2 separate regions of the Homo sapiens genome follow, and region 1 is linked to region 2. Evidence: read pairs that join two places in POLR2A ChIA-PET (ENCODE). Cell type or tissue: CD4-positive, alpha-beta T cell. All regions are shown on one strand. Links, peaks and the distances in the headings refer to the core of each region. The heading gives the core; the rest is flanking DNA.

What was found. Peaks named below come from ENCODE experiments on the same cell type or tissue, not always from the same donor. Only the 100,000 strongest peaks of a DNase experiment are listed, where the experiment ranks them.
Region 1: POLR2A ChIA-PET joins it to region 2 with 5 read pairs; 2 of 35 experiments call an interaction of 5 or more read pairs at or near these places.

Annotation. Positions count from the first base shown.
Region 1 is chr20:36,424,799-36,433,679 of GRCh38, forward strand. It overlaps DLGAP4 (DLG associated protein 4), which reads left to right. Exons shown (of 13, transcript NM_001365621.2): 3 at 6,848-7,918. The coding sequence starts at 6,920. Among named protein-coding and RNA genes, the nearest start is that of MYL9, 110 kb to the right of the region's middle. RefSeq lists an enhancer at 7,032-7,533. In CD4-positive, alpha-beta T cell, for the core only: no CTCF peak of the experiment used is centred there; no DNase peak of the experiment used is centred there.
Region 2 is chr20:36,624,894-36,633,774 of GRCh38, forward strand. It overlaps SLA2 (Src like adaptor 2), which reads right to left. Exons shown (of 8, transcript NM_032214.4): 4 at 8,650-8,736; 5 at 7,702-7,805. Among named protein-coding and RNA genes, the nearest start is that of SLA2, 17 kb to the right of the region's middle. RefSeq lists enhancers at 5,344-5,453, 8,133-8,634. In CD4-positive, alpha-beta T cell, for the core only: no CTCF peak of the experiment used is centred there; DNase peaks (open chromatin) are centred at 3,348 and 5,278; H3K4me3 peaks cover 576 bases; H3K27ac peaks cover 1,870 bases.

The DNA of each region.
Region 1 (8,881 bases), core at 645-8,644, 200 kb before region 2:
AATCTCAGCTCACTGCAACCTCTGCCTTTCAGATTGAAGTGATTCTCCTGCCTCTGCCTCCCAAGTGGCTGGGATTATAGGCTCAAGCCACCACGTCTGGCTAATTGTTGTATTTTTAGTAGAGATGGGGTTTCGCCATATTGGGCAGGGTGGTCTCAAATTCCTGACCTCAAGTAATCCAGGCGTGAGCCACCATGCCCAGCCTTACACTCCTTTTCTTTATGGTGCTCACAGGCCAGGGGATGCTGGGGGGAAGGGAAGCCATCAGTGCTAATGGGGAAGGAAAGAGCGAGTAAGTGGTCAGTCCTGGAAGAGGAGAAAAATACTACCAAAACCCCACAAAGACAGAATGGGAGAAAATATTTACAAACCATATATCTGCTAAGGGTTCAATATCTAGAATATATACAAAGAATTCCTAGAGCTTAACAACAAAAATGACAAACAACCCAATTATAAAATGGGCAAAGGACTTAAATAGACATTTCTCCCAAGAAGATATACAGACAGCCAATAAGCACATGGAAAGATGCTCAACATCATTAGTCATCAGGAAAATGCAAATCAAAGCCACAGGGAGATACCAGTTCACACCTACTAGGATGACTATAATTTTTTTAAAAAGGAAATAAGTTCTGGCAAGATCTGGGAAAACTGGAACCCCTGTATATTGCTGGTGGGAACGTCATATGGTGCAGCTGCTATGGAAAACAGTTTGGTGGTTCCGCAAAAAGTTAAACATAGGGGCTGGGCGTGGTGGCTCGCCTGTAATCCCAGCACTTTTGGAGGCCAAGGCGGGTGGATCACAAGGTCAGGAGTTCAAGAACAGCCTGGCCAAATGGTGAAACCCCGTCTCTACTAAAAATACAAAACATAGCCAGGTGCAGTGGCGGGCACCTGTAATCCCAGCTACTCGGGTTGCTGAGGCAGGAGAATCACTTGAACCCAGGAGGCGGAGGTTGCAGTGAGCCAAGATCATGCCATTGCACTCCAGCCTGGGCGACAAGAGCAAGACTCCATCTCAAAAACAAAACAAAACAAAAGTTAAACATAGAATTACTGTATGATCCAGCAATTCCACTTGGATATTAACCCAAAACAATTGAAAACAGAGACTCAAACAGATACTTGGACACCATTGTTTGTAGCAATATTATTCACAATAGCCAAAAGGTAGAAACAACCCAGGTGTCCATCCAAAGATGAATGGATTAAACAAAATGTACTATATATGCAGGATGGAATATGATGCAGCCATAAAACGGAATGAAGTTCTGACCCATGCTACAACATGGGTGAACTTAGAAAACAAACATTATGCTACGTGAAATAGGTCAGACACAAAATAACAAATGTTATATGATTCCACATATTGAGAATATTTAGCATAGGCAAATTCAGAGAGACAGAAAGTAGGTTAAATATTACTAGGGGCCGCCAGGCATAGGGCTCACATCTGTAATCCCAGCACTTTGGGAGGCCAAGGCAGGCATTTCACTTGAAGTCAAGAGTTCAAGACCAGCCTGGCCAACATGGTGAAACCCGTTCTCCACTAAAAATACAAAAATTAGCTGGGCATGGTGGCATGCGCCTCTAATCCCAGCTACTTGGGAGGCTGAGGCACGAGAATCGCTTGAACCCAGGAGGCAGAGGTTGCAGTGAGCCGAGATCGCACCACCGCACTCCAGCCTGGGTGACAGAGCGAGACTCTCAGACTCTGTCTCAAAAAAAAAAATGAATAAAAGAAATTACCAGGGGCTAGGAGAAGGAGGAGAAAAGAAGTTTTTGCTTAATGGGTACAGAGTTTCTGTTTGGGGTGATGGAATGGTTTTGGAAATAGATCATAGTGGTGGTTACACAACATTGTGAGTGTCCATAATGCCCCACTGAATTGCACGCTTAAAGATGGTTAAAATGGCAAATTTTATGTTACATGTATTTTGCTACAATAAAAGTAATACCTACGGGAAATAGGAAAATTCATAGACACGGAAAGTATCTATGGACGTGGTTGTCAGAAGCTGGGAAAAGGGGAAAATAGGGAATGACTGCTTATTGGGGATGCGGTTTGCTTTTGGGGTTATGAAAATGTTTCAGGGCTGGGTGTGGTGGCTCATGCCTGTAATCCCAACATTGTGGGAGGCTGAGGCAGGAGTATTGCTTGAGCCCAGGAGTTCCAGACCAGCTTGGGCAACATAATGAGACTCCTGTCTGTACCAAAAAAAAAAAAAATGTTTTTTCTAATTAGCTGGGCATGTACCTATAGTCTCAGCTACTCAAGAAGCTGATGTGGGAGGACATTTGAGCCCAGGAGATCAAAGCTGCGGTGAGCTATGATCACACCACTGCACTCCAGCCTCGGCAACAGAGCGAGACCCTGTCTCAAAAGAAAGAAAGAGGCTGGGTGCAATGGCTCATGCCTGTAATCTCAACACTTTGGGAGGCCGAGGCAGGCGGATCATGAAGTCAGGAGTTAGAGACCAGCCTGGCCAACATAGTGAAACCCCATCTGTACTAAAAATTACAAAAATTAGCCGGATGTGGTGGCATGCACCTGTAGTCCCAGCTACTCAGGAGGTTGAGGCAGGAGAATCGGTTGAACCTGGGAGGCAGAGGTTGCAGTGAGCTGAGACCACACCATTGCACTCCAACCTGGGTGACAGAGTGAGAGTCCATCAAAAGAAAGAAGTGGGAGGGAGGGAGGGAAGGAAGGAAGGAAGGAAGGAAGGAAATATTTCGGAACTAGATGGAGGTAGTGATTACACAGCATTGTTACTAAATGTCACTAAATTGTACACTTTAAAATGACTAATTTTATGTTACATTAATTTCTCCTCAGTTTTTTTTTAAAAAAGGAAAAAAGGCTGGGTGCAGTGGCTCACGCCTGTAATCCCAGCATTTTGGGAGGCCAAGGTGGGTGGATCACAGAAGGTCAGGAGTTCGAGACCAGCCTGGTCAACATGGTGAAAACCTGTCTCTACTAAAAATACAAAAATTAGCTGGGCGTGGTGGTGCGTGCCTATAATCCCGGCTACTAGTTAGGCTGAGGCACGAGAATCGCTGGAACCCAGGAGGCAGAGGTTGCAGTGAGCTGAGACCACCCCATTGCACTCCAGCCTGGGCGACAAGAGCAAGACTCCGTGTCAAAAAATAAAAATAAAAAAGGGAAAAAAAACTGGAAAAATACAATCCATAATATGCAGCTAATAGATACTCAGGGGAAAATATATAGCTTTTCTGTGACACATTTATTAGAGTATAAGGAGATCAGAAAACAAATGAACTAAACGTCCAACTCAAAAAGGTGGAAAAGGTGTTAGAATAAGAAAGTGTGCTGAACCCAGCTTTAGCAGGGGTGAGGGAGGGAGGCACCTTGCAAGAGGAGGGTTGAACCTCTAGGACTATACTGTCAACCTGGTAGCCACTTGCCACATGTGCTATTTAAATTAAATTAATTAAACTTTTTAAAAAATTAAAAATTCAGTTTCCCAGTCGCACTAGCTGCATGTCAAGTGCTCTGTGGCCCAGTGGCTACCATATTGGACAGCTCAGATCTAGGGGAAGATGGACAAGAAACTAGCAAACAAGTAAACACATGAGAGTTTCCCAGAGCAGTGAGAGCTATGAAGAAATCCTGAAGGGTGTGAGCTTGGCTGGCAGGTGGACAGTAAGAGATGGGAACAAGGTTGGAGAAGCTGGTGGAAGCTGGGCCATGCTGGGCCAGATGGACATCCACTCTTTGCTGAGGCCACCTGGTACCGTCCCATCCTCCCCACCCTCTGCCCCTCAGCTGGTGGATCCAGCCCCCACACTGTCCCCTTTCTTTGCACATCCTCCAGTTCAGCAGGGCCAGTGGGCTGGGTGGGGCCTGCGTTAAGAGTCAAGAAGACCTGGGTTCCAGTCCTGGTTCCGTGTGGCTTTGTGCTGTCTGGTTCCCAGACTGGCGCACTTTGTCTCATAGGATGTTCTAGAGGTCAGAGTCTAAAACGGATTGCAGAGCTACATTCTCTCTGGAGGCTCTAGGGGAGAATTCATCTCTTTTTTTGAGACACAGTCCCACTTTGTTGCCCAGGCTGGTCTCAAACTCCTGGCCTCAAGCAATCCTCCTGCCTTGGCCTCCCAAAGTGCTGGGATTACAGGCGTAAGCCACCATGCCCAGCCATCTCTGCCAGCTTCTGAAGGCTGCCTGCATTCCTTGGCTCATGTCTCCACATCACTCTGATCTCTGCTTCTGTTGGCACATCTCCTCTGACTCTGACCTTCCTGCCTGTTTATTTATTTATTTATGTATTTATTTTTGAGACAGAGTCTCACTCTGTTGCCCAGGCTGGAGTGCAGTGGCACAATCTCGGCTCACTGCAACCTCCACCTCCAGGTTCAAGTGATTTTCCTGCCTCAGCCTCCCAAGTAGCTGGGATTATAGGCGCACGCCATCACACCCAGTAATTTTTGTATTTTTAGTAGAGATGGGGTTTCACTACGTTGGCCAGGCTGGTCTCAAACTCCTGACCTCAAGTGATCTGCCCTGCCTTGGCCTCCAAAAGTGCTGGGATTACAGATATGAGAAACCATGGCTGGCCCATTCCTGTTTCTTTTTTTCTTTTTTTTTTTTTTTTTTTTTTTTGAGACAGAGTCTTATTCTGTCACCCAGGCTGGAGTGCAGTGGCACGATCTCAGCTCACTGCGAACTCTGCCTCCTGGGCTCAAGTGATTCTCCAGAAGCCTCAGCCTCCCAAGTAGCTGGCATTACAAGCACACACCCCACACCCAGCTAATTTTTTGTTTTTTGGTAGAGATGGGGTTTCACTGTGTTGGCCTGGGTGGTCTCAAACTCCTGATCTCAAGTGATCCACCTGCCTTGGCCTCCAAAAGTGCTGGGATTACAGGTGTGAGCCACCATGCCCAGCCCATGCCTCTTTCTTATAGGGACCGTGTGATTAGCTTGAGCCTATCCAGATAATTCATGATAGTCTCCCCATCTCAAGATCCTTAATCACATTTGCAAAATAACCACACCTGCCAAGTTCCTTTTGACAAGGTCATGGGCATATTTGGGGGCCATTATTCTGCCCTCCATACTTGATGTCAGCCAGAGCCTTTGTGCTGTGACCTGACCCAGCCCCTCTGAGAGCCCTCCCTCCACAAACCTTGTCCTCACTTGCTCTGCTCCAGCCACACTGACTCTTTGCCAATCCTCAGCACACCAGGCTCAGGCCAAACCAAGTCTTGGTACTCCCACGTACAGGGCCGGTGGGCTTAGAAACCTCGCCAACCTCTCTGCTCCATGGCAGACAGGAAGATTGAGGCCCAGGCTCAGAAAAGGAAGGGACTTACCTAAGTTTTGGACTAGTATTTCCAGGATGTTCCCATTTTACAACAGGGGAAACTGAGGCACAGCAACTGCACCTAAATGCCACCCTCTTGTGAGCCCTTGCCTTGCTTGTCCTGAGGACGTGCCCCTGTTATTGACTCTGAGAGCTCTATTCCAGGCCATCTTTGCTTCATCTCAATTGGAAATGATGGGCCTATGGGCTTGTTGGCCTCTTTGGTGTCAGAAGCCCTCAGCACCTGCCCAGCAGTCATACTTGGTAGACATTCGGTGAAGGGCAGAGCAGGTTTTTGCAGAGGGCTTCCATTTGACATAGGAATTCCTCTGTTAAACAATTGGACGGTACTGCCCTCAGACCTGGATGAGATGGGCCCTTGCCCTAGGTCCTTCTTTTTGGAAGGCCTCTCTAGGCAGGCACAGTGGCCCACAGCTATAATCCCAGCACTTTGGGAGACCAAGGCTGGAGGATCCCTTGATCCCAGGAGGCCAAGGCTGCAGTGAGCTGTCTGTGACCTTGTTGCAAAAAAAAAAAAAAAAAAAAAAAAGGCCAGGCATGGTGGCTCATGCCTGTAATCTCAGTACTTTGGAAGGCCAAGGTGGGCGGATCACTTGAGGTCAGGAGTTCGAGACCAGTCTGGCCAACATAGTGAAACCCTGTCTCTACTAAAAATACAAAAATTAGCCATGTGTGGTGGCATGCATCTGTAATCCCAGCTACTCGGCAGGCTGAGGCAGGAGAATCACTTGAACCCGGGAGACGGAGGTTGCAGTGAGCCAGGATCACACCACTGCACTCCAGCCTGGGTAACAGAGTGAGACTCTGTCTCTAAAAAAAAAAAAAAAAAAAGACCTCTCTGGCCCTCTAAAAGTCCATGTTTTTCCCCATAAGGCAAGGAGAGTTCAGGAGCCCTGGGGACATGCCCACCAGCAGGCTGCATCCCCCCATAGACCACCCTGGATACTGGGCACCCTGGGATTCCCTGCCCAAATGACCCACGCCTGCCTCCAGGGCCAGCACAGGGTCCTCCCGTGGGAGGTGGACCCTGCCACAGGGACCATCCTGGGGTTCCGGGATGACTGTTTGGGGGCCTGTGGACAGAGCTAGGAGATGTGGGCTGGGGTATTTGCATCTATGTGGACCCTCGGGGTGAGGGACAGAGTCAGAAACGGAAAGAGAGTGGAGGATGGGCAGCCCCCCACCCATATTTCATCATGGAATTCAGAGGAGACCCAGAACTCTGAGTCTGAGCCTGGTTTTCCAGGTTGTTTTAAAGATACAGTCCTCAAGCTAGAAGAATGGAAGATGTTGTGCTTGTCTGATAGTCGGTAGCTTGAGTTGTAACTTTTATTTATACACAGAGTACGTGGGCCTCGGTGTGTACTCCTGTCCTCAGGCCCACAACATTGAGGACTGGCTTCAGAGATCCTCCCAGCCTTGCGATCTGGATCTGACCTTCCCGGCACCCCTCCCCGACAATCCAGCTGACCAGCTGACCGCTTTCTGTCTTCTCTCCCTAGGATAGCTGCCGCCCGGGAGAGGTGACCCGGGCGCCCTGCTAGGGTGAAGGCCCCTGCCCTCGGCCCGGGATCATGAAAGGCCTCGGTGACAGCCGCCCCCGCCACCTCTCCGACAGCCTAGACCCACCCCACGAGCCCCTGTTTGCAGGGACCGACCGCAACCCCTACCTGCTGTCGCCCACGGAGGCCTTCGCCCGCGAGGCCCGCTTCCCCGGGCAGAACACCCTGCCAGGAGATGGCCTCTTTCCCCTCAACAACCAGCTGCCCCCGCCCAGCAGCACCTTTCCCCGCATCCACTACAACTCCCACTTCGAGGTGCCAGAGGAGAGCCCCTTCCCCAGCCATGCCCAAGCCACCAAGATCAACCGGCTGCCCGCCAACCTCCTGGACCAGTTTGAGAAGCAGCTGCCCATCCACCGTGATGGCTTCAGCACCCTCCAATTTCCCCGTGGCGAGGCCAAGGCCCGTGGTGAGAGCCCTGGCCGCATCCGCCACCTGGTCCACTCAGTCCAGCGGCTTTTCTTCACCAAGGCACCCTCACTGGAGGGCACAGCGGGCAAGGTCGGTGGCAATGGCAGCAAGAAGGGTGGCATGGAGGACGGCAAGGGCCGGAGGGCCAAAAGCAAGGAGCGGGCCAAGGCTGGGGAGCCCAAACGGCGCAGCCGCTCCAACATCTCAGGCTGGTGGAGCTCCGATGACAACTTGGACGGCGAGGCCGGCGCCTTCCGCAGCAGTGGCCCAGCCTCTGGGCTGATGACACTAGGCCGCCAGGCAGAACGCAGCCAGCCACGCTACTTCATGCACGCCTACAACACCATCAGTGGGCACATGCTCAAAACCACCAAGAACAACACTACTGAGCTGACTGCCCCACCACCCCCGCCCGCACCCCCAGCCACCTGCCCCAGCCTTGGGGTGGGCACTGACACCAACTACGTCAAACGGGGCTCCTGGTCCACTCTGACCCTCAGCCACGCCCACGAGGTCTGCCAGAAGACCTCAGCCACCTTGGATAAGAGCCTGCTCAAGTCCAAATCCTGCCACCAGGGTCTAGCCTACCATTACCTGCAGGTGGGTCTCTGGCAGGGTCAGGGGTGGGATGAGGGCTCTGGGGACGGCACCAGTTTTGAGGCCTAGACGTACCACAGATTCACTTGGAAAGTCACTTCATTCTGGGCCTCTGTGGCTCAGCTATAAAATGGGTGGCCTAGTGGTACCTGCTAATCAGGGAGTCCTTCCACTGGTCATGCTCTCAACAGAGATTAATTAGGGCCTTTCTGAGCCCAGCCCTGAGCAGGGACTAAAATATGTTCCTGCCCTTTAGAAGACAAATCTGGAAGCTGTGCCATCCCAACCCCCTCACAGAACCAATTGCATGACATTCTAATTGCCAGCCTCTCCCTGCCACCCCCATCAGACTGACAGTTTTTTGAGGACAGGGATCACATCTGATGCAGCCATGTGTCCCCAAGGCCCAGGACAGGATCTGGCATGCAGGAAGTGCTCAGGAAATGTGAGCGAGGGAGGGGTAGATGGACAGATGGACAATTAAATGAACAGAGTCAGAAATAAAGAAGACACAGTCCCAAAGATTAGAATACTGGGAAAGACATGGACGGTCATGTCAGTGTCGGCAGAGTGTGATGGGGATCAGCACCAAGAGTTGCAGGGGCCCAGGGGGTCCTAACCCAGCTTGGGGGAATAGCTTTCTTCTTTCAAATGCCAACACTGATTCAGGCACTTGCTGTGCACCAAGGCCACATGGCTTGAAAGTGGCAGAAGGCTGAGACATCACCGTGGCTGCACATTTCCAAGTGGCTCTCAAGGGTAGGGCAGGGGGCTATGAACTGAATGGCTCCCCAGGGCAAAGCCAGGCTGTGGGTGGAAATTACAGGAAGCAGATTTCAGGTGGAAGGAGCTGCTTCTGCAGGTAGTGAGTGCCTCATCTCAGGGGGAATGCAAGCGCGGGCCTGGCCAGCCCTTGGGAACTCTGATGAGTATTTCTTTTTTTTTTTTTTAGACAGAGTTTCAGTT
Region 2 (8,881 bases), core at 468-8,467:
TTTGGTTCTGTCCTTGGAACTGATGCTACAAACAGCCTGAATCTTCCTGTTTGGGGGGCAGTCTCTCCCAGCTCTTCATCCTCTCTCCCCCTCTCAACATGCATAGGTGTACTCACCTGCTCATTCATTTATTCAGTAAACATCTGCTGAGCACCCACCACATGCTGGACACTCTGCTCTGGGCCCAGACACAGGTATGAAATCATCACACTCGGGGAAATAAGTGCTGTCTTGTCAGCACATCCACAGCTGGGATTTTCCTTAATGGTCCTCATTTCAAGTATTTAGTTCCTGTATTATTCTCATCAGACCACGTACCCTGATTTTTTTTTTTTTTTTTTTTTTTGAGATGGAGTTTTGCTCTTGTTGCCCAGCCTGGAACACAATTGCATGATCTCAGCTCACTGCAACCTCCACCTCCTGGTTTCAAGCAATTCTCCTGCCTCAGCCTCCTGAATAGCTGCCATTATAGGTACCTGCCACCATGCCTGTCTAATTTTTTTGTATTTTTAATAGAGATGGGGTTTCACCATGTTAGCCAGGCTGGTCTCGAACTCTGTCCTCAGGTGATTCCCCCGCCTCGGCCTCTCAAAGTGCTGGGATTACAGGCATGAGCCACTGTGCCCGGCCATGATTTTGTTTTAGGAAATAAATTTAGCCAGCTGTGGTGGCTCATGCCTGTAATCCCAGCACTTGGGAAGTCTAAGGCGGGAGGATGGCTTGAGCCCAGGAGTTCGAGACCAGCCTGGGCAATAGAGTGAGATCCTGTCTCTACAAAAATTTAAAAGTTAGGCATGGTGGTGCACGCCTGTAGTTCCAGCTACTCAAGAAGCTGAGGTGGGAGGATCACTTGAGCCCACAAGTTCAAGACTGCAGTGAACCATGATTGTGCCACTGCACTCCAGCCTGGGCAATAGAGTGAGATCCTGTCAAAAAAAAAAAAAAAAAAAGCTGGGTGTGGTGGCTCATGCCTATAAACCCAGCACTTTGGAAGGCCAAGGTGGGCAGATCACCTGAGGTCAGAAGTTCAAGACTAGCCTGGGCAACATGGCCAAACCCTGTTTCTACTCAAAATACAAAAATTACCTGGGCCAGACATGGTGGGTCACGCCTGTAATCTGAGCACTTTGGGAGGCCAAGGTGGGTGGATCACTTGAGGTCAGGAGTTCAAGACCAGCCAGGGCAACATGGCAAAACCCTGACTTTAAAAAAAAATACAGCTGGGCGCAGTGGCTCATGCCTGTAATCCCAGTACTTTACGATGCCAAGGTGGGTAGATCACAAGGTCAAGAGATCAAGACCATCCTGGCCAACATGGTGAAACCCTGTCTCTACTAAAAATACAAAAATTAGCTGGGCGTGGTGGCACGCACCTGTAATCCTAGCTACTCGGGAGGCTGAGGCAGGAGAATTGCTTGAACCCAGGAGGCATAGGTTGCAATGAGCCGAGATTGTGCCACTGCACTCCAGCCCAATGACAGAACGAGACTCCGTCTAAAAAAAAAAAAACACACACAAAAATTCGCAGGGCGTGGAAGCATTCACCTGTAGTCCCAGCTACTCAGGAGGCTGAGGTGGGAGAATCGCTTGGGCCTGGGAGGTGGAGGTTGCAGTGAGCCGAGATAGTGCCACCGCACTCCAGCTTGGGTGACCCTGTCTTAAAAAAAAAAAAGTCTGGGCGCGGTGGCTCATGCCTGTAATCCCAGCACTTTGGGAGGCCCAGACGGGCAGATCACAAGGTCAGGAGATCGAGACCATCCTGGCTAACATGGTGAAACCCCATCTCTACTAATACAAAAAATTAGCCGGGTGTGGTGGCAGCCGCCTGTGGTCCCAGCTACTCGGGAGGCTGAGGCAGGAGAATGGCGTGAAACCGGGAGGCAGAGCTTGCAGTGAGCCGAGATCCCGCCAACTGCATTCCAGCCTGGGCGACAGCAAGACTCCATCTCAAAAAAAAAAAAAAAAAGAGGAAAAGAAAAGAGATAAACCTATTATAGCTACAGAAGAGGTATTTTCAAGATGCTATGGGAGTTGAGAACAAAAATTGACATAGTATGGGAAGGCGATAGCCTGGGTAGGTGATAGTCTGGGAAGGCGATAGTCTGGGTAGGTGGTAGTCTGGGAAAGTCCCACTGGAAAGAATGGCGAAGGATGAGTGTGAGCTTGCCGTGAGGAGAAGCGGAGGGCAGGCTTTCCAGATGGAGGGAGGGGTATGTGTAAGGATGCAGCGGTAGAAAGAACAAGGTGTTTACAGAGTGGCTGGTGGGCAGAGGGTCCAGAGGGAACAGTGGAAGCTGTGGCTGGACGCGGAGCCTAGAGGAGGACCCACCAGAAAGAAAGGCCAAGTATAAGGTCCTAATTTCAGAAAGCTCCAGCAGGCTTAGGCAACATCACCTCCGGGACCTCTGGGGTCAGGTATTCCAGTGATGATGCTGGGAGTGAGGGATGAGGGATCAGATAAGGAGCTGCATGTGAGAAGTGGGCCTAGCAGGACCCTCCTGAACCTTCTCTGCTGAGGCCTCTAAGAAGCTTTAGGGATTGAATGTTGCACCCTCCACTGTCTGCACCCTGAGGACAAAAGCCATGACTTAGCAGGCCTGACTCGGAGGAGATGCTCAGTAAGTGTTTCCCAACTGACAGTGGACAGAGGTGAGCCCTGCAGGGGCAGGAACCACGTCTTGCTCATCAATCTCCCTTATAGTGCCTGACACAGAACAGATATACAGCAGGACAGCGCAGAGGGGCTGCTGCTGGGGCCTGTCCCTAACCCTGTGCTGACCTCTGCACAATCCTGTGACCTCCACAAAGCTTCTAGGCCCCCTTCACGGAGCAAGATTTGGGGCCTGACTAGAGCCTGGCCATGGCTGTCCCGAGGCCTATCATATAGCCAGGTATGCCAGAAGGACTTGGGAAGATGGGGTCTTCCTGCTCCGGACTCTGATTAGTGTTCCTGGTAGCTCAGGGCCCCAGGCCTTCCTCCTTGGTCCACATGCAGGCTTGAAGCTCGTGTGGAATCAGTGCCTTTGGGCCAATGAAAAGCTGATCCTGGCATCACTCACTCACTTGGTCAATGGCTAATTCCCATTATATACGACAAGAGCATAATGTAAAGTACATTGTCTCTTATTACTTCATTCTGGGTTCCCTAGATTGGAACTCTGTTTTCAAACTCAAGAGAACAATAGAACCATCCAGAGAGCCTGTCCAAGAAGCAGATTTCTGACCTCTGCCCCCAAAAGTCTGATTCAGTTAGGTCTGCGGTAGGGCCTACAAGTCTACAGTGTCAACAAGTTCCCCTGATGAGTCCTGTACACTCAAGTCTGAGAACCACTGTTCTATGACGTCACTTGGGCCCCTAGAGTCACTGTGGTGTCAAACCACAGTATAAAAGTTTACACTGTGACGCAGGACACACCTTATACAAAATCTGAAACAAAAGTTTTATGACGCAATGTTTACCCCAACCATGGTCATGTTCTCTGCTCAATTTCACTACAAACACGCACTGGTCCAGACGCACTAAATTAGTGGGTTCCGACCCTGGCTACCCATCAGAATCACCTGGGCAGCTTTTACAGTGTGCAGGCCACATCCCTGACCAGTGAGATCAGAAACCCTGGAGGTGGGGTACAGGCATCAGTGTTGATTTATTGAATTTATTTATTTATTTGAGACAGGGTCTTGGTCTGTCACCCAGGCTGGAGTCCAGTGGTGTGATCATAGCTCACTGCAGCATCGACTTCTTGGGCTTAAGTGATCCTCCTGCCTCAGCCTCCCAAGTAGCTTAGACAACACGCACATGCCACCACACCTAGCTAACTTAAAAAAAAATTTTTTTTTTTTAAGAGATGGGGGTCTCCCTTTGTTGCCCAGACTGGTTTTGAACTCCTGGACTCAAGTGATCCTCCTGCCTTGGCCTCACAATGTGCTGGGATTACAGGTGTGAGACACTGCACCTGGCCCCTAAACTGATTTCTTGACCCACAAATCAACCATGACCCGCAGGAAAATTTTACCTTTCCTGGAAAATTGGCAAATTTCTTCTTTCTTTTCTCCTCCCCCAACTAACATTTTTCATCTTCCTCTTTGATAACAATAGCTGCATCCTGATCCATCTCCTTTTGGAATTGACTATGGGGACCTGGAGACCTTAGTCCCGGTAATTATGAGGATTTTTTTTTTTTTTTTGAGACATAGTCTCGCTTTGTCACCCAGGCTGGAGTGCAGTGGTGCGATCTCGTCTCACTGCAACCTCCACCTCCAGGTTCAAGCAATTCTCTAGCCTTAGCCTCCTGAGTAGCTGGGATTACAGGCACCTGCCACCATGCCCGGCTAATTTTTTTGTATTTTTAGTACAGATGGGGTTTCGCCATGTTGGCCAAGCTGGTCTCAAACTCCTGACCTCAGGTGAGGCCTTATGTGGATCTTATGAGTCTTTAAAGATCTTCATGGATCCCGCTGGGCGCGGTGGCTCATGCCTGTATCCTAGCACTTTGGGAGGCCAAGGTGGGCGGATTATCTGAGGGTCAGGAGTTTGAGACCAGCCTGGCCAACATGGCAAAACCCCGTTTCTACTAAAAATACAAAAAAAAAAAAATAGTCCGGTGCAGTGCCTTACTCCTGTAATCCCAGCACTTTGGGAGGCCGAGGTGGGTGGATCATCTGAGGTCAGGAGTTTGAGATCAGCCTGGCCAACATGATGAAACCCTGTCTCTACTAAAAACACAAAAATTAGTTGGGCATGGTGGCATGTGCCTGTCATCCCAGCTACTCAGGAGGTTGAAGCAGGAGACTCGCTTGAACCCAGGACGTGGAGGTTGCAGTGAACCGAGATCGCACCACTGCACTCCAGCATAGGCAACAGAGTGAGACTCTGTCTCAAAAAAGTATAATAATTATCCCGGTGTGGTAGCACTCGCCTGTAATCCCAGCTACCAGGGAGGCTGAGGCATGACAATCACTTGAACCCAGGAGGCAGAGGCTGCACTGAGCCAAAATGTGCCACTTCACGCCAGCCTGGGCGACACAGTGAGACTCTGTCTCAAAAAAAAAAAAAAAGTCTCCATACGGCTTTCTCTTCTCACTCACAGAGTTTTCTCTTTGCATCTGTGTCTTTTTAGGTAAGGGGCAGAGTGGCCATAAGGGCCAGCCACTATATTCTTGGGGCTGACCCAGGCCAGAGAATGGGCCAGGGGAGGGGAGCTGAGCACTGAGCACTTCCTGTGGCTTCTGAAGCTCCAGGGGACAGTCTGCAGTGGGGCCCTGCTCCACTCCGCAACGCTGCTGTGGTTTCCTGTTTGCAGCTGCTGTGCTGGGCTGGCCTCCCCAGCCCCTCTACCAGCCTATGGATGTATGTGAGGTGGGGGTGCTGATGCTGCCTAGAAAATAGCAGGAGGGGCCTCAGAGAGGTCAACCCAAGAACGCCCAAGGGCAGGAGAGGAGAGACAAAGAAGCTGGAAAGGGTCCTGGGAGGGAGACTGAGGCAGAGAACGAAGGGTCCCGACAGCCTATCACAGTTGGTTCATATCAAGGCGGGCGCCAGGAGGTCTGTCCATTCCTGATACCTCCTTCCCTGGTCTGTTGCTATGCTTGCAGTGCCAACATTACTGCCCCACGTGGGCCTTTCTTGGGGGCCTGGAGTGAGAGGAGGTGTGGCTGGGTTTGAATCCTGGCTCTGCACTTACTAGCTGTGTTTCCCCAGGCAAATTATTTCTCTTCCCTAAGCCTCAGTTTTTCCATCTGTAAAATGAAGACAATGGAAGTACAATCCCCATACATTGTTTTAAGTCACTTAAAGGGCTTAACATAAACGTGGGGGCTGCTGCTCCTTCAACATCCCTCTTTGCCTCTGCCTTAAAGGACTCAGGGGCAGCAGCTCAGAGGGAGGCAGGGTCATCAAAGAGACAATCAACTTTGTGTTTTGATTGCAAAAGACCCTGCACCTGGGGTGGGAGAAGCCCCACATGAATGTGCATGTGGCCCGTTCCTACTCCTCTTTGGTCCAGTTTTTCAGTCTGTACAGTGGAGCGAGGAGGATCCATGAGATGACTTCCAGTGGGTTTCTAGCTCTGACTGGCTACTGACCCAAGAGATCCTGTCACCATTTTAATGTTTTGCCAAGAGATCAGAATCATGTTGTGTCTTGGGGAAGGAGGAATCACCTCCTAGTCAACGCAGAGAAATTCTGTGACTATACTCTATTAAAAATCCTAGTTGCCAATGTGTTGGCTGAGCCTAGATCCCTACTGTGGGCCATTCACATTCACTTTTATTTTTTGAAATGGAGTCTGGCTCTGTTGCCCAGGCTGGAGTGCAGTGGTGCAATCATGGCTCACTGCACCCTGGAACTCCTGGACTTAAGTGATCCTCCCACTTCAGCCTCCGAAGTAGCTCGGACTACAGGGATGCACCACCATGCCTCACTACATTTTAAATTTTTTTGTAGAGAAGTGGTCTCATTATGTTGGCTAGGCTGGTCTCAAATTTCTGGGCACAAGTGATTCTCCCACCTCAGCCTCCCAAAGTGCTGGGATTACAGGTGTGAGCCACAGTGCCCGGCCTGTATTATTTTTAGAAATGCAGATTTTTGCTCTATTGCTGATAGGCTCTCATGGCAGCAACATGGCAGATGACAGCCAGACTGCTAGACACCAAGGCTAGGAACTCCAGCCCTTCACATTTGGCCTTCTGCCCCACCCTCAAGTCATATCACACTTGGCTCTTGGCATTGGAGGGGCAAGCCCTGGCATCACTGTGGATCTCAAATAGAGGTATGTTTCCCAAACTCTGTGCCATGGAACACTGGCTTCCAGTGACCCAGGAGCTCCCTGAGAGCAGGGACCATGGCCACCTCACTCAGCAGAGATGCCTAAGGCCTGACACATACAGTAGGTCCTGTCCTTCCCTGAAGCCTCCCCACATCATAGGTGCTGGAGAAGCATTTGCTGAATGAATGAACATGGAGTGACTCTGACTGGTGCTGCATGATGAAACACTCCTGTGTCAGAAACACTTGGGAAATGCCCAGTTAGGCAAACGCGACGCCTTAAGAAGTCTTGTGTTAACACGGATTGTGAACCTCTCAGAGAAGGATACGATTTTCGGGGTCCCCTAAACTGACCCCCCATCTCCTCTACTTCTAAGCAGGTGGCCCACAGAACACACTCAGAGAGTCCCTGTAATGCATCCTCTCGTTTCCCCCAAAACACACGCCCAGCACTGTGTCTCTGCTGAGTAGCAACCCCACTGCCTTGGGAGAAAACCAAAGCTTCTCAGCTCGGCATCCAAGGCCTCTGTGCTGGAGCTTGCTCACTTCTAACCTCCTATTGTCCCGAGGTGCAGCCCACTGGCCCACCCCAGCACCACTGTGTCTTGTTGCCTGGGATCCTGTGGGAACATCCCTCAGGATCCCAGGTCCACTCCTCCAGGTCCACTCATGGTCTATTCCTCCATGAAGCCTCCCTTGATTGCTCCAAAGTTAGCTGCCTCTCCTCTGCTTTCATGGCCTGTCTCCATCTCCCCCAGCCTGGGCTCCACATGGTTCATATGGGCAGGACACGGAGCTGGGGCTCAGGAAATCTTGGTTGACTGAGAAGTCAGGCAAAGCCTATTTTCTGGGCCGCACCTGCAGCCATATATCTGTGGGCTCCTTTCTGAGACCTCCACGTAGGGAGGGCCTGGGCTGGCACCGAGCTTACTCACCTCTCCTGGTCTGGCTCTCCCGGATGAGGAAGGCCCCTCCAGGGTTCCCAGGTAACAACAGCAGTTCCTCTGCTTTCTCCCTGCTCAGGCCCTCATACAGCCACCTGGCGGAGCGAAAGAGAGGGACAAGGGACAGGGTCAGCCTGGAGGAAGAGGGAAGCCAAGATTTTACCACCACCGCTGAGTGACCCTCACAAGGCCCTCCCTCTCTGGGCCTCAGAGTTCTATCTGCTCCACGAAGAGCTGGGCTCAGGGTCTCCGAGGTCCATGCCATTTTTGTCCTCCCAGTCCTGGCTCCAGGGCCCTGGGAGGACAAACTCATGGGGACAGCCTCAGCTTTCTCTGCCTGGAGACCTCATTCCCCCAAGTAACCTGGGTTGGTCCCAGCCTCTCTGCTATCCCTGCTCAGTCCCCAAAGCACCCTGATTCTATCCACTCACCTTTCTAAGCCTCAGCTTTCCAAGAGCTGCCCCTCTGTTTTTTTCTTTTTTTACTGAGACAGGCTCCTGCTCTGTGGCCTAGACTAGAGTGCAGTGGCGCAATCACGGCTCACTGCAGCCTTGACCTTCCAGGCTCAGATGATCCTCCCACCTCAGCCTCCCTAGTAGCTGGGACTACAGGTGCGCACCACTGTGCCAGCCCCTCACGCCACATGCTGCCATCTCCTACGTGGACTTTTCAGCATTTTCCACCACGAGATCCTGGCAACCTCCAAAGCCCAGAGCTCCACACCTCCTCTGTGGGCCTTCCCAAGCCCTTCCTCTGGCTCCCACATCTCACAGGCCAACCTGTGCTAGGATGAGCTGTCTGCCCCTCTTGAGGGCAGGACCTGGGTTCGATTCTCCCCCATCCCCAGCTTTGCTCAGCGCAGAGCCGTGCACAAAGGGGAGTTCTTGTGGGAGGAGAAAGCAGGAAGCTCTGCAAGGCGGGCCTGGGGTGGGAACTCACCCATGGGAGACTTTGGCCACGTGGACGCTGGGGATGTTATACTCTCTGCCTGAGACTTCAGACAGCACCGTCCACCAGTCTCCATCCCTGGAGAGAGAAAGGAGTGGGGGCACCTCTTTCAGATGAGCCAAGGCCCCGACAACCACACATTCAGGGCTTGCAAGGACCCTCTCAGGCTGGATCCTGTGGCCACCTGTCCTGCCTGTTTCCCAGGCTTCCCTGCACTAGCCTG